3 separate regions of the Homo sapiens genome follow, and regions 2 and 3 are each linked to region 1. Evidence: chromatin contacts called from ENCODE Hi-C or POLR2A ChIA-PET data. All regions are on one chromosome and are shown on one strand. Each heading gives the region's core, a stretch centred on a gene start or an enhancer-like site at or near the end of the contact. The rest is flanking DNA. Distances are from core to core; before and after follow the strand shown. Region 1 overlaps LOC124906262 (endogenous retrovirus group K member 5 Gag polyprotein). Region 2 has its middle 120 kb from the start of RDUR. Region 3 overlaps RDUR (RIG-I dependent antiviral response regulator RNA).

The links. A loop is a pair of places that touch in the nucleus more often than their neighbours do. ChIA-PET counts read pairs that join two places held with the same protein, here RNA polymerase II (POLR2A). Pooled maps may share reads with other maps.
Region 2: a pooled map shows a loop between it and region 1 (5-fold over the local background). The contact joins two enhancer-like sites. A Hi-C loop is called at or near these places in 3 of 37 single-sample maps with no recorded cell type and 2 of 50 pooled maps.
Region 3: a loop to region 1 is called in a pooled map, with 2.7 times the contacts of the local background. The contact joins two enhancer-like sites. A Hi-C loop is called at or near these places in 1 of 168 maps with a recorded cell type or tissue (OCI-LY7), 1 of 37 single-sample maps with no recorded cell type and 3 of 50 pooled maps. POLR2A ChIA-PET finds 5 or more read pairs at or near these places in 2 of 52 experiments (A549 and MCF 10A).

Annotation. Positions count from the first base shown.
Region 1 is chr3:101,698,931-101,704,003 of GRCh38, reverse strand. LOC124906262 (endogenous retrovirus group K member 5 Gag polyprotein) reads right to left here. Exons shown (of 3, transcript XM_047449415.1): 3 at 231-5,073. Among named protein-coding and RNA genes, the nearest start is that of RPL24, 15 kb to the right of the region's middle. RefSeq lists enhancers at 1-147, 204-1,403, 1,467-2,225, 2,226-2,985, 3,746-4,505. Within about 2 kb of position 2,740, at least 3 of the 41 ENCODE cell types and tissues checked have a DNase peak (open chromatin) inside an H3K27ac peak, as active enhancers do.
Region 2 is chr3:102,057,816-102,062,888 of GRCh38, reverse strand. No RefSeq gene overlaps it. Among named protein-coding and RNA genes, the nearest start is that of RDUR, 120 kb to the right of the region's middle. Within about 2 kb of position 3,173, at least 3 of the 41 ENCODE cell types and tissues checked have a DNase peak (open chromatin) inside an H3K27ac peak, as active enhancers do.
Region 3 is chr3:101,985,654-101,990,726 of GRCh38, reverse strand. All of the region lies in intron 2 of RDUR (RIG-I dependent antiviral response regulator RNA), which reads right to left. Among named protein-coding and RNA genes, the nearest start is that of RDUR, 47 kb to the right of the region's middle. RefSeq lists an enhancer at 2,768-2,817. Within about 2 kb of position 1,911, at least 3 of the 41 ENCODE cell types and tissues checked have a DNase peak (open chromatin) inside an H3K27ac peak, as active enhancers do.

The DNA.
Region 1 (5,073 bases), core at 1,491-3,990:
ATACTAAGGGAACTCAGAAGCTGGCGGGATCCTCCATATGCTGAACGCTGGTTCCCTGGGTTCCCTTATTTCTTTCTCTATACTTTGTCTCTGTGTCTTTTTCTTTTCCAAGTCTCTCATTCCACCTAACGAGAAACACCCACAGGTGTGGAGGGGCAACCCACCCCTTCAGGACAGAACCAATAGGAGATAGATAGATAGATAGATAGATAGATAGATAGATAGATAGATAGATAGAGATTTTATTAGGCGGAATTGGCTTACACAATCACAAAGGTGAAGAAGTCTCACTAACAGGGTGTCCACAAACTGGAGAACCAGAAAAGCTGGTGGCTTCATTCCAGTCCAAAAGCCTTAGAACTAGGAAAGACAAAAGCGTAGTCCCCAACCTGTGGCTGAAGGCCTGAGAATCCCCGAGAGGCTGCTGGTGCAAGTTCCAGAGTCCAAAACCCAAAGAACCTGGAGTATGATGTGCAAGGGCAGAAGAAAGATGGCATCCCACTCGAGAAGGGAGCAAGAGAAATAAAGCAGTATGAGCTGAGTATCCCCCTTCTTCTGCCTGCTTTGTCCTAGTTGGGCCAGCTGATTGCATGGTGCCTGTCCACCTTCAGGGTGAGTCCTTCCCTCTCAGTCCACTGACTCACAAGTAAATCTCCTCCGGAAACACCCTCACAGACACACCTAGAAACAATGATTCAGCATCTAGGCATCTGTCAATCCAATCAATTTGATATCTAATATTAATTATCACACCCACTAACTCTGCCTTCAGATTATTTTAAAGCAAATCTTAAATATGTTATTTCTTTTTTTTTTTTTTGAGACAGAATTTCTCTTGTTGCCCAGGCTGGAGTACAATGGCGTGATCACGGCTCACTGCAACTTCCACTTCCTGGGTTCAAGCAATTCTCCTGCCCCAGCCTCCCAAGTAGCTGGGATTACAGATATGCACCATCACACCTGGCTGATTTTGTATTTTTTTAGTAGAGACAGGGATTCACCATGTTGGTCAGGCTGGTCTCAGACTCCTGACCTGAAGTGATCCAGCCACCTCAGCCTCCCAAAGTGCTGACATTACAAGCGTGAGCCATCATGCCTGACTCAGACATGTTCTTTCATCTGTAAATATATTTAGTATGTACTTTGAAAAAATAACTAAAAAATAACCACAGTACAATCATAAAACCTAAAAAATTAACAGTAAATCTTAATAACAAAAATCCAATAAGTACTCTAATTACCCCAGGTCCATTTAAGCAGGGCTTAAATGAAATCCATACATTGTAACTGGTTAACAAAGTCACTAAAATTTTTTCTTTTTTTTTTCTGAGACAGGATCTTGCTCTGTCACCCAGGCTGGAGTGCAGTGGTACAATCACGTGTCACTGCAGCCTCAAACTCCTGAGATCAAGCGATCCTCCCACCTCAGCCTCCCAAGTAGCTGAGACTGCAGGCATGCACCACCATGCCCAGCTAATTTTTTTTTTAGATTTTGTAGAAACAGAGTCTCTCTAGGTTGACCAGTCTGGTCTCAAATTCCTGGCCTCAAGCTATCCTCTGGCTTTGTCCTCCCAAAGTGCTGGGATTACAGGCATGAACTGCCACACCCTGCCCAAATTTCTTGTAATCTAAAGGCAGAGCCAGCTTCAAGTTGTGTGACCAGTGCAGTTGCATACGGCACTGTGCTAAGGAGGGTCCCATACTTGGGGTTTAATTTTCTGCTGTTGCTGTCTTGAAAGTCTAATTCTATCTTTAATTTTGTGTTTTATCAGTGAAGTAGTACAAGAGAATAATAGAGCATGTGCCTAGGGCTTGGTGTCTCAGCTAACGTGCAGTACCGCTTTCTGCTGCTTCCCCAGCTGCCTCCACGGGCTGAGTCTGCAGTTCCCTGACAATGGCCTATCTTTCCCCTCCCCTCCAATACTACTGCTGCCCTCCTCCTTCCCCCAAGCTGGCAGCACCATCATACATTCTGCAAGTGACTTGATGCCCACCCCAGATCCAAGTACAAAACACATACAAGGGGGTTTACCTGTCCTCTGTGGGTTTGGCCAGGAGGACAGTGGAATGAAATGGTTTGTTAGACTTTCCTGCCCCCAGCCAGGGCACTGCATGTTGGTCCAGTGGCTGGCTGGAGGTGGAACTCAACAGCTGGTGGGCCATGTGGGTGCGTCAAATCACCTATGGCCCCTGGATACCAGTGAGTGCTGCACTGGCTGAGTAAATGTCCTCACCTGACAAAACATGATGTTAAATAACAAATGAAAAAATACTATGAAAAGTGGAGAGACAGATTGCAGAATAAAGGAAAGTGCCTTATATTTTGGTATCTTTAATAGCACCTTTTTCTGTTTTTTTTTTTTTTTTTGAGACAGAGTCTCGCTCTGTCACCGAGGAGGCTGGAGAGTGCAGTGGCACGATCTCAGCTCACTGCAACCTCCGTCTCCTGGGTTCAAGTAATTCTTCTGCCTCAGCCTCCTGAGTAGCTGGGACTACAGGCGCCCGCTACCACACCCAGCTAATTTTTGTATTTTTAGTAGAGATGGGGTTTCACCATATTGGTCAGGCTGTCTCGAACTCCTGACCTCATAACCTGCCTGCCTCAGCCTCCCAAAGTGCTGGGATTACAGGCATGAGCCACCGCACCCGGCCTTCTACGTCTTTGAAAAAGGGACCTCACACTTTCATTTTACACTGAGCCCTGCAAGTTATTTATGTAGCTAGTCCTGTCTATAGGTGGGGTTTTTTGTTGTTTTTTTGAGACAGAGTTTCACTCTGTCCCCCAGGCTGGAGTGCAGTGGTGCAATCTCGGCTCACTGAAACCTCCCCCTCCCAGGTTCAAGCGATTCTCGTCAGCCTCCCAAGTAGCTGGGACTACAGACACCTGCCACCACACCTGGCTAATTTTGTATTTTTAGTAGAGATGGGGTTTCACCATGTTGGCCAGGCTTGTCTTGAACTCCTGACCTCAGGTGATCCACCCACCTCTGAAGGGATGGGTTGCCCCTCCACACCTGTGAGTGTTTCTCTTAAGGTGGAATGAGAGACTTGGAAAAGAAAAAGACACAGAGACAAAGTATAGAGAAAGAAATAAGGGGACCCAGGGAACCAGCGTTCAGCATATGGAGGATCCGCGCCGTCTCTGAGTTCCCTTAGTATTTATTGATCATTCGTGGGTGTTTCTCTGAGAGGGGGATGTGTCATGGTCACAAGACAATAGTGGGGAGAGGGTCAGCAGACAAACACGTGAACAAAGGTCTTTGCATCATAGACAAGGTAAAGAATCAAGTGCTGTGCTTTTAGATATGCATACACATAAACATCTCAATGCTTTACAAAGCAGTATTGCTGCCTGCATGTCCCACCTCCAGCCCTAAGGCGTTTTCTTCCTATCTCAGTAGATGGAACGTACAATCGGGTTTTATACCGAGACATTCCATTGCCCAGGGACGGGCAGGAGACAGATGCCTTCCTCTTGTCTCAACTGCAAGAGGAATGCCTTCCTCTTATACTAATCCTCCTCAGCACAGACCCTTTACGGGTGTCGGGCTGGGGGACGGTCAGGTCTTTCCCTTCCCATGAGGCCATATTTCAGACTATCACATGGGGAGAAACCTTGGACAATACCTGGCTTTCCTAGGCAGAGGTCCCTGCGGCCTTCCGCAGTTTTTGTGTCCCTGGGTACTTGAGATTAGGGAGTGGTGATGACTCTTAAGGAGCATGCTGCCTTCAAGCATTTGTTTAACAAAGCACATCTTGCACAACCCTTAATCCATTTAACCCTGAGTTTGACACAGCACCTGTTTCAGAGAGCACGGGGTTGGGGGTAAGGTCATAGATTAACAGAATCTCAAGGCAGAAGAATTTTTCTTAGTACAGAACAAAATGGAGTCTCCTATGTCTACTTCTTTCTACACAGACACAGTAACAATCTGATCTCTCTTGCTTTTCCCCACATTTCCCCCTTTTCTTTTCGACAAAACCGCCATCGTCATCATGGCCCGTTCTCGATGGTCGCTGTCTCTTCGGAGCTGTTGGGTACACCTGCAGACTAACAACAGACAAAACAGGCACACAAGGATTAATATGAGATTTATAATCATAGTACTTCCGATGGTCTTAACCCAAGTGACAGGGTTAAGATTTGCGAGGCCATCAGCAACTCCTGCAATTGCCTCAGTTCCTGGCATCAAATTTAAATGGGCTTTTGATGCTTCGAAAATTTGTTATTTTAATTTGGAAATGTCTAAAGTGAGATTATCTTCTCTTCCCTGTAGATGGCGTCTAACCATGTCCCAGTGATGCTCAGACTCATTATAAATTTGGGGTGTAATACAAAAATCTGACGTATTCCAGTCACACTGTAACTGGAAACAATGTTCTAAGCTCATGAGTCTGTCTCCCATCCAAATGACAGTTTGTCTAAGATCATTAATTTGATTTGCCAATTTTTGATCAATACTAGATTGTGAATTCCACAATCTTGTAGAATTCTTTTGCCAATCATTAACAAAGTTTACCGACTGAACAGAAGAGTGCAATGCAACTCCTGCCACAGCAGCCGTAGCTGTGACTGCAATTAATCCCATAATCACTGCAATTAAGGTAAAAATGAATCTTTTGGATCTATTTAAAATGCCTTTTAATACTTCAGTCAAAATATGGATGGATGGCGAGGCCTCCCACGGTCAGTCCACGGACACAGAGATCCACACGCCCTCTCTTGCTCTCACCAGCAGAATACGGTGCCGCCAATTAAAAGTTGAATCAATGCAAGTAAACAATCTACAATTTTCACAGGTTATAGTTTGGGAGTCTGGTTTAATAACTATATTTCCTACAACTAGCATATAAGAGGGCTTTACGCAACTTTGTAAAGGAACCGTTAGACTGGAATTTAGGTCGATAGTATAAAATGGCTTACGATCTCTTGTTTCTAAAGTTTGATTTCCAGACCAAATTCTAATGTGGTGTCAGGCCAAAGCCTCCATAATTCTGGATGTTCAGGACCAGAAACAGGACTTATTATTTCTGGTCTTGGGGTAGAGATTCCTTTTTCTCCCCATTCCCAAG
Region 2 (5,073 bases), core at 1,924-4,423, 360 kb before region 1:
ACCTCATAGCCCGATCATCAGAAAGGATGCCACTCATCCCAGGACCAATCACCAACATGCTTCTGAAGGGCTCGCAGCACAGGGCCTGTGCCCTCACCTTAGCCCAGTGACCCTACCATGGCAAAAGCAGTATAGGGGACAGAAAACCAGCTGGGCTGACAGCGCCCCCACAAACACCCTTTTTCTTAATGCTCTAAAATAATTTAATATGGCATGCATATTAAACTTTAGCACATTATACTAAATCTAAAAGTATAAACTATTTAGACAAAAACATGGATGAATCTCAAAAAGTCTCAGAATACATTACAGCCTGATTTCTTTTTACAAGTTTAATACCAGTAAAAACTAAGCAAAATCCAATGTAGAGATATCATTGCTAACAATATAAAGAAAAACAAGACATAAAAGCAAAATTAAAGGGAGTGATTACCTCTTAAGAGAAACAAATCAAATATAATTGTAGTAAGACACAAAAGTTTGGTTAATGTTCTATTTGTCAAGGTGAGTAGTAGTAACATGACTGGAATTTCTTTTATTATTTTTTAAACATTATATATATATGTTATTTTCACCCTTCTGTGCCCATTTTTGCACACATTTTAGAAGTAAAAATATATGAGAAGATAGATATACACCAAGGATTGAAAAAGTTGGCCAAAATCTAGATACTGTGGTGGTCTAGATGGTATTTTAAAAGTTTAGACTAAAGGGCCCACATTTTTAAATGTGGAAAGATTATGTAAAAGGCCTTATCTTGAAAACTGAAGGGTGTAGGGCAATACACTGAGCTGAGATAGCACAGCCTGTGGGCTTCAAGTTCTCATAATGCCCCACCACTTTCTAGTCTTCCTTAAATCTGGACCCCAGAGGCATTCAATTTTCTAACTCCCAATGCCATGTTCAATGGCCATGTAACAAAGCAATTCTACCATAAGCCATCTAATCATAAAACCTGTGTAAAATTTTACAGTTACATTGTTGGAAATACCTTAGAAGTACAATATGAGGGTCAAAGGATATTCCCATTTAAAACTTAAATAGATATTTCCTTTAAATAAGTTGCACCAATTGAAATTCTCACAAACATGTATGAGAACGCCTATAGTCTTTATAGCCAACAATGACTAAGAGTAATTAATATTTCCCACTCTAAAAGATAAAAACTAGTAGCTAATTGCTTTTAATTTGCATTTATGTAACCACAAATAAGTTTTGCTTTTTTTCATGTCTATGGCCAATTCAAATTTTTGTGTCTATTAATATCTCTGGACCTTTTTTCATTATATTCTTTGTGATTTATAAATTATTTTATGTATTTTAAATAATAATTGATAGTCCCAGTTTGTCATCAATCTTTAAACATTGTTTATTGGGTTGGGGAAGGTTGTCACAGAGATTTTTAATTTTATGTGATCTGATCTATTAATATTTATAAGGGTCAATTTAGGAAAAATAAAAATATTGACTCGGTGCATTTTTTTCAAACAGGACAAATTTACCTTTCATTGTAAAAATAATGCACTCATTTTTAAAAAATCAAACAGTACAGTAATATTTAAAGGAGAAAGTAAAATTCTACCAGCTGTGATGGTCTATATTTTAAATATTATCCCCTGCCCCCCAAAAAACTTACTTTACACATTCATTGAGCCCCTTGGAGGAAAAAAAGTATATTCTTATATGTCACTATCTTTACTAAACAGAGGAATTTAACTCATTAAACTTGGCACCACTTTTCCACAATGTAAATATATAAGTTTGCTTACAAAGAAGGCACACAAAGGTGGCTTTCTAATCTTTCATTCTGAAATCCAGTGGTAGGGCTGTTCATAGAGCTGACAGAGCTGCACATGGCCTTTGGGACAGAGATGAGTCATCAGTGACCAAGTACACAGCAACCTGGGAATATTCCCTCCTATTCTGGTGGGCTTTCAAGGCTAATAATCAAGGGCTCTCGCCTTATCTGCTTCTTCCTTAGTCTTCTCAGCACATAGTGAATAGGCCATATTAATGAGGAAGATGAGGCATAGGTGCCTTTTTTCTGATATTTAAAATATGAATCACCATAGATGGTAAGATTCATGGTTAGTTGTACTTTCTCTTTTAAGTGTTCCTGTACTCTTTGAATTAAAATAATAATAATACATTATTTTCATAATAAAAGGTAAACTTGTTCTATTTGAAAAGTAATAAAGATAAATACACTTTACTGAAGAGTACTAACAGTCTAAGTAGTGTATAAGGACGGAGAGTCAGCAGCCTTATTCTGCACTGAAGCTGCCTACCTCCCCCATCTCCTCTGAAGACTTTATTTTTTATATTTATGTTTACAATCTAATCACTTTACATAAAACAACCCGTGAGTTTAAGCTCAATTTTTATTTCTCCAAATTCATTTATAAACTCTATTTCTCTAAATCCATCTGCCAGTGAGTACACATATTTGAGATAATAGGTATAATTATACAAACATTCAATTTTTTGTTTTACATTATTCACCTAAATAATCTCATGTACTTTTTTTTTTTTTTTTTTGAGATGAAGTCTGGCTCTGTTACCAGGGTGGAGTGCAGTGGCGTGATCTCCGCTCACTGCAACCTACACCTCCCAGTTCAAGCGATTCTCCTGCCTCAGCCTCCTGAGTAGCTGGGACTACAGGCATGTGCCACCACGTCCAGCTAATTTTTGTATTTTTAGTAGAGACGGGTTTCACCGTGTTGGCCAGGATGGTCTCGATCTCTTGACCTCATGATCCACTCGCCTCGGCCTCCCAAAGTGCTGGGATTACAGGCGTGAGTCACCGTGCCCGGCCCTCTTAGGTACTTTTCATTTCACCAAAAGAACCCCCAGAGATTTTATTTCTAATGTCTCTGTGGCATTCCATCTTCTTATTTTATATATATATTTTTTTGTGATTTGTTTAGCTATTACTTTCTTCTTGAACACTTGGATCATTTTAGGTTATAAATTCTCAGTGTTAAATTTGAAACATGTCTGTGCAATTACTTCTTTGGTTGTTTATTTGGGGCTTATTTTATTGAAGCCTCAGCTCCAGGTTAAAGGTTATGAACAGCTTTACAGCTCAAGTTAGTGGCACTTTCGGTGAAACAGCTGTGGTCTCGTCATGTGATTTCCTTTCACAGAGTGAGTTTCATTAGTACTAATGAAGGAATAAAGTAGAATTTCTCTAGTGGGAACCACCCAGCTGTGGTCTGCTGCCCATGACATTTTGCTCAAATTCCCTCAGACATGAGCACCACAGAAATTTTTTAAAAACGAGTCTGACCCATTCACTCAGGAAGAAAGAACTCCTCCGTGGGCAGTTGTCCCCTTTACTAGCTAGCCTCAACAAGTTGCTCCAATCACAGGGGGGTCTTAGTCCATTTGTTTTGCTATAGAGGAATACCTGAGGCTGGATAATTTATAAAGAAAACCGGTTTACTTGGCTCACAATTCTGTAAACTGTACAAGAAGCATGGAGCCAGCGTCTGCACCTGGTGAGGGCCTCAAGCTGCCTCTACTCATGGCAGAAAGGGAAAGGGAGCTGGCACAGGCAGAATACATGGTAAGAGGAAGCAAGAGAGAGAGAAGAGGAGGTGCCAGACTCTTTTTAATAATCAGCTCTCCAGAGAACTACTAGAGTGAGAAGGGAACTCACTCATTACGGAGAGGACAGCACCAAACCATTCGTAAGGGATCCACCTCCATGACCCAAACATGTCTCATTAGGCCCCACTTCCAACACTGGGGATCAGATTTCAACCTGCAGCTTGGAGGGCCAAATATCCGAACTGTAGCACAGGACCTCTGAGGGACTGACTGCCTCAACCCCAAAGCAGACAGCAGGTACCGCCCCACAGGTCCCAAGCCCATACCAGACATCATGTTGTACTCTTTCTAGAGCATGGCCTTATTACCAGAGTTACCCATGAACAGCTTGCCCATGGGCATGGCATCTTTGGAATCTGTGTAGTCCATATTGTGCAGGCTGTCAACCCTGCCCACCCTTCATACAACTCTCAACTCCAAACATCATGAACTCCACTCCCATTAACAAATAAATATCTTTTTAGGATTTCCTTCAGAACTTTGCCCCCAAACTCTATGCTCAACACAGTGGCCAGAGTGACCCATATAAATGTAGGCCAGATCCTGCCTTTCTTTTGTTCTACCCTCTCCCCTCCCTAAAGGCTTCCCAAACCAAAGGTCTTTCAATGGCTGAAAGACCCTGTGCAGTCTGACTCCCTGTTAGGTACCTGACCTTTTCTCCTCCCTCCCATCCACTCTATACTGAACACACTTGTCTTCTTTCTGTTCTCCAATGCATCAGACACACTCCCACCTCAGGATTTTGGCACTGCTGTTCTCTCAACCAAGAACACTTTTGCCCTAGAAGCCATCAGTGTGCCTCACTCCCTTGCTTCCTTTGGGTCTTTGGCCAAATGCCACAACTCAGTGAGCCTTCCTTAAATCTTTTTGAAATTGCAACCATCCCTCTCCTGCCACTTACTACTCTTCTTTTCTGCTTTTTTTCATAGTATTCATCAGCTATTTCATATACACCTTGTATTTATAATAGGTCTCTACCACTATACTCTAAGGTCCTTAAGAACAGAGATTTTTGTTTATTTTGTTCACTGCCATATCCCCAGTGACTCCCAGGATGAGTGACTTGTACATAGCAGGCACCAAACATGTATTTATTGAATGTGTTTCTCTGAACCCTGCACAATGCCAGGAGAGATTTACAGGAACAACCCCTGTCCTCCAGAAACTCTTAGTGTAGTTGGGGAGTTTGACAATTGCTAATACTTTATAAAGTCAGATCTCTAAGGTTAACACCCTAACACCTTCTTAGTTCCTCTTAGATACTGTGACTGCACCTAAGGGAAGGTGCCTTTAGGAGGAAGGTAGTTCATAGGTTGTGGTTTTGTGGTGGAACCTCCTGGTTTCAAGTAAGCATTGCTGACTTGGACAAAGATCTGAGCTTATTTTTTCTAATCAACTGTGCTTTCTCTATGAACATTGATGTTTTTATTAAAATAGCAAAGGATAATAAATGCCTCTCTT
Region 3 (5,073 bases), core at 662-3,161, 290 kb before region 1:
ACCCAAAATAGGATGGAATTTGGATAGCTGAGGAGAAAGTAGAAAATTCTACAAGGAATTCTTTAGAAAAGAAATAAATTTAACATGTTTGAGGGTAGAAGTGATCAGACTTACCAATAAATAAATAAGATGTCATGCTAGAGAGTGTATCCATTCATTTGTTCAACAAATATTTATAAATATTTACATAAATATTGAGCATATGCCTTGTGCCAGTTATGGTTCTGGGAACTGGGGAGACAGCAGTGAACAAAACAGACAAAATTCCTGCCTTGATGGAGCTTTCATTCTACTTGGGGGGAGACAAAACAAAAGAAAAATATAGAATGTGTCAGGTAGGAATAACTGGTATGGAGAAAAATAAATCAAGGAAGGGAGAAATGCCTGTCAGGAAAGGCCTTAGTGTGGGTTTAAGGAATGGAAAAACTAACTTATACATGTTCTCACAGCCCTGTATCTCTTCAGCTGTCTCTCCTTTGTCTAATTCAAATCCACCCTGCAGTGGCATAATCCCATTTTTACTCCTCACCTTCCCATTTCATGTGTGATAAGTACAACAGAGACCACGTATTTATCCGAAATTTGTACCAGGCTGCTTAACCCAGGTCTCTGACTGGGTTGCACCAAGTCTCTAAATTTGCACCAGGTCTCTGACTTCAATCATTGCCTCCAACTTTGATGGAGCACTGAGCCAGCTCAATATGAAACTTGAGAAATCCATATGTGTGTGGTGACAGACGCCTTTATAACACGCTCCATCTCCTTCTTATCGAGCCTACCTCTCTGTAGGCCACTCAGGATCCATGGTCTCCCCTTTAGGCTATGGAAAGCAATAAATGGTTTCATAGTAGAAATAATGTTTGGAGAGTCTCTATCTAGCAGTAGGAAGATAAGGTAAGAGGTTATTACTTGAGAATGTGAGGTTTTAAAGGTGACAGTAAAAAGGGGAAGGAAGATAAAACAAAGTAAGTAAAGAACTATTTCAAGGAAATTGTATAGGATGAGGTAATGAATGTTTTTAGGGACTTAAACTATTTCAGTATTACACAGATAAAACTGGGAGAAACTTAGGGAGGTTTTAAAGGAAGATAAATTCAGGCTTGGACACAATGATTTCTGAATGAGTTCATAATAATGAAGGCATCTAAGAAGGCAGCTAAAAATAGTGTTTGAACGCAGGTGAAAATTGGGGGCTGGAGAAATAGAGGCAAGCATTATCTACAGAGAAGTAGGAGTTGGGATCATAAACTAAACCTATTCTCCAGGGAAAAAAGAAAGCATAGAAAGATAGTAACATAATACTTAGGGCCAGCTTAAGAAGCTCCTTCAGAGGCTGCATGACCTTGTAGCAATATTTTAAGCAGCACTCAAAGCTTCTAGCATAGGCATCTTGGTATGGTGAAAGGAGCCAACTCATAGCACGTACTTTCTCCTGTGTGCAGAAATTTAAAAACTAAATAAGTTTTCATGTCTTGTTCTGTTTTCATCCATATGTTTATTGTACTTCACGCTTCCCTGCTGAGGTGATTTTTTATTTTTCTGTTTGGCCCTCCTCCATCACTTCAAACTACAATGCTCCCCCATTTCTGAAACTCCCACAACCCTGTTTAGCCTTCCACCTATGACAATGGTCAGTCTCCCACAGGCCTTTGGTTGATTTCTCTCTCTCACCTTTTTTTTTTTTTTTTTTTTTTGTAGTCAGTCTCACTATGTTACCCAGTATGGTCTCAAACTCCTAAGCTCAGGCAATCATCCCACCTTGGCCTCCCAAAGCACTGGGATTACAGGCATGAGCGACCACACCCAGCCAACTTTGGTTGATTTCTAAATGCCCTTCCTGGCTCACATTTTCCTGTGATGAAACTGAAACTTGTTATTACTGATGACAAGCAACTGACTCTTTACCAATGAATACAGCCAAAAAGCTGTGAGACACTATCTCTGGGTCAGGCTTGATCTCTGCAAGCGCAGTTGTCGGGGCTGGGAGAAAATACTATCTCCTCAGAAGCATCAACATCACCACTTCAACACTAGAGACAAAAAGGGTACCACTATGAGAACACCACCCTTTGAAAAATGACCCACCTTGGCACCTGTGCTCAACTAGGAGTCAAAACCAGACTCTTACTTTAGTCGCTAGCCAGACAACACTCTAAGTCTCTAGAAACTACAGCATCATGTACAATAAATTACCTTTTTCCTTATGGGACCCATTTCTGTGTTTCTGGGTATGTGTGTGTGTGTGTGTGCGTGCACATGTGTGTGTGTTTAACTTAAGGATTCTTTAATTTTTCTCAACTCAGAGGCTGTGTAGATATACTATCTCATCTAGTTTATAGTTTATTGCTGCCTATCTATCTCAACATATAAAATATGTTCATGCTGTGTTTTAGAACATTAATTATTTTCTCCTCTAGGGAAGCAAACAGTCTTGAACACAGGGAACTTCAACAAACATTCAAGCATTCAATAACTGGCCAGTGTATAAAGTACTTAAAATTTTTAAAATATTCAAAAATATTTTTAAATGTTAACTGAGAAATTTTTTAATTAAACTAACTGAGCACACACTTCTGCATTTCAAGTCCAGAATGAATATATGGCTTGTTCAGCCCACTTCTGCCTTCTCATGAACAGCAAAATCTAGACAAAAGTCATGACTAAATGACTCTTCTGTGGTTACTCTGGCTTCACAGCCAGAAGAAAAGTCAATTGCTATGTAACCACAGGGCTTATCTGTTTGTTCATTAAAAGTGCTGTAAATAACAGTTTCTGTGATAGTAGTTTTAATTAACAAAAATTAACAAATTAATTTTAATTTTAATTTGCTGTGGCTCACTCCTGTAATCCCAGCACTTTGGGAAGCTGAGGTGAGCAGATCACTTGAGGTCAGGAGTCCAAGACCAGCCTGACCAACATGGTGAGAAACCTCGTTCCTACTAAAAATACAAAAATTAGCCAGGCGTGGTGGCACATGCTTGTAATCCCAGCTACTTGGGAGGCTGAGGCAAGAGAATTGCTTGAACCCAAGAGGCGGAGTTTGCAGTGAACCGAGGTTGTGCCACTGCACTCCAGCCTGGGCAACAGAGCGAGACTCTGTCTCAAAAAAAAAATTAATTAAAAAAATTCACAGCATTTAGTTAACAAAATCCAAATTGAATAGACCATGTAAATATCTGATCAGTCTTTTGGCAATTTGCATATAATACACAAACTAATCATGAAACGAGAAATTCTGCAGTTGCCCTAGATTTCGTACTGATGGAGAGCAGAAGACCTAGACACAGCCAGGCCCAGCAAGAAACAATATGATGCCACCTGACCTCAGGAGAGTACACTGAAGTTCTCCTCCCCATCCACCCCTCAACTTTATCTTCCTCTTACTCACCTCTAGTGAATTACCTTGATTCCTAGTTCACCAAGGTAGTTAAAGCCATGTTAAGATTCTCCATCTGCCATTTCATTTCTCTAGCTTGGCCCTATACTCATCCTACTAGTCTTTCTGCCTGCAGTTCTCCCAACTTCATAGCACTCCAATTTTCTATTCCCACCTGATCTACCTTCCTAAATCCCACTTTCCATCATGTCACTCCTCTGCTCAAAGGCCTTCAAAGAATCTACATGGCCCTCAGTATGGCCCTCCAAAACTTGACGCTGGCTACCTCCAACATAAATGTTTTCAGCCCAGATCATTCCTTTCTATATTCTACACTCTGCATAGACTGTCCTTTCTTCCTCCTTATTCCAAGACCTCTAGAAAACGGAAACTGGAGCAAAGATTACAGGGTATTCCTTTATTTGGGGAAGTACAATCCTGGGACAACAAGAGTGGAGGAGAAGGACAATGAGACAGAGAAAGACATCAAGCAATGTGAGATAATGCATAACAATGGCCTCTTCTTCACAATGAGCTGGAAGAGTCTCAGCCACTCCCTTGGAGGTCACCTGCTCAGCTACCCAGCATGTCTCTAGACAGACTGATCAGAGAAGCTGTGTCTCACATTAGTCTATTAGAGGAAGGAAGGGAAAGAGTGTGGTTGGTCCTCCATATCCTTGAGTTCTTCATCTGTGAATTCAACCAACTGTAGATCAAAAATATTTTTTTTTCTTTTTTTCTTTTTCTTTTTTTTTTGTTTTATTACACTTTAAGTTTTAGGGTACATGTGCACATTGTGCAGGTTAGTTACATATGTATACATGTGCCATGCTGGTGCGCTGCACCCACTCAAAAATATTTTTTAATTGCATCTGTACTGAACATGTACACTTTTTCTTGTCATTATTCTCTAAACAACACAGTATGACAACTATTTACTTAGCATTTATATCATATTAAGTACTGTAAGCAACCAGAGAGATTTAAAGTATGTGGGAAGATGTGTACAGGTTATATGCTAATATTATGCCATTTTATACTGGGGCATTGAGCATTCATGGATTTTGGTATCCAAGGGAGGTCCAGGAACAAATCCCCCATGGATACCAAGGGATGACAATACTTATCTGCCCAAATTTTTCTAGCTCCTGTTTTTCTCTGTCAAAAGTCAACTTTCCCACACTTCTAGATTGTATTCTCTGGACTCTTTGGGAAGCTGCTTCGGAAGCCACAGCTCATGCGTAGCCTGTGTGATACAATATACAAATCTCAAAGTGGTGGAAGAAGCCGGAGACTCCAGGCAAGAAACTGGTCTGTCTCAGGTGCTAGACACTCATGGACCTGTCATGAGGTTGTGTCATGAGGCGCAGCAGCAGCAGCTAAGGCAGAGCAAATGGGTGGAAGAGGTTAAGGTTCTAGAGACAGATCAGCCAAGAGAATCTGCAGAACTGTATATGTTCAATATGCCTTCTACTCTTCTAGCCAAACAGCCCAGCCATAATGTTTGCCCACTGGAGCTTTCGGTTCTTGAATTATATTGTGATTGTGAAGGTTAATTAAGTATGTGTGTGTGTGTGTGTGTGTGTGTGTGTGTGTGTGTGTGTGTTGTCTCCCCAATTAAATTATAAGCTCATTAATAGCAGGTACCAAGCCTACATTCCCACGTATACCCATCTCTCAACTAGCATAGTATGAAT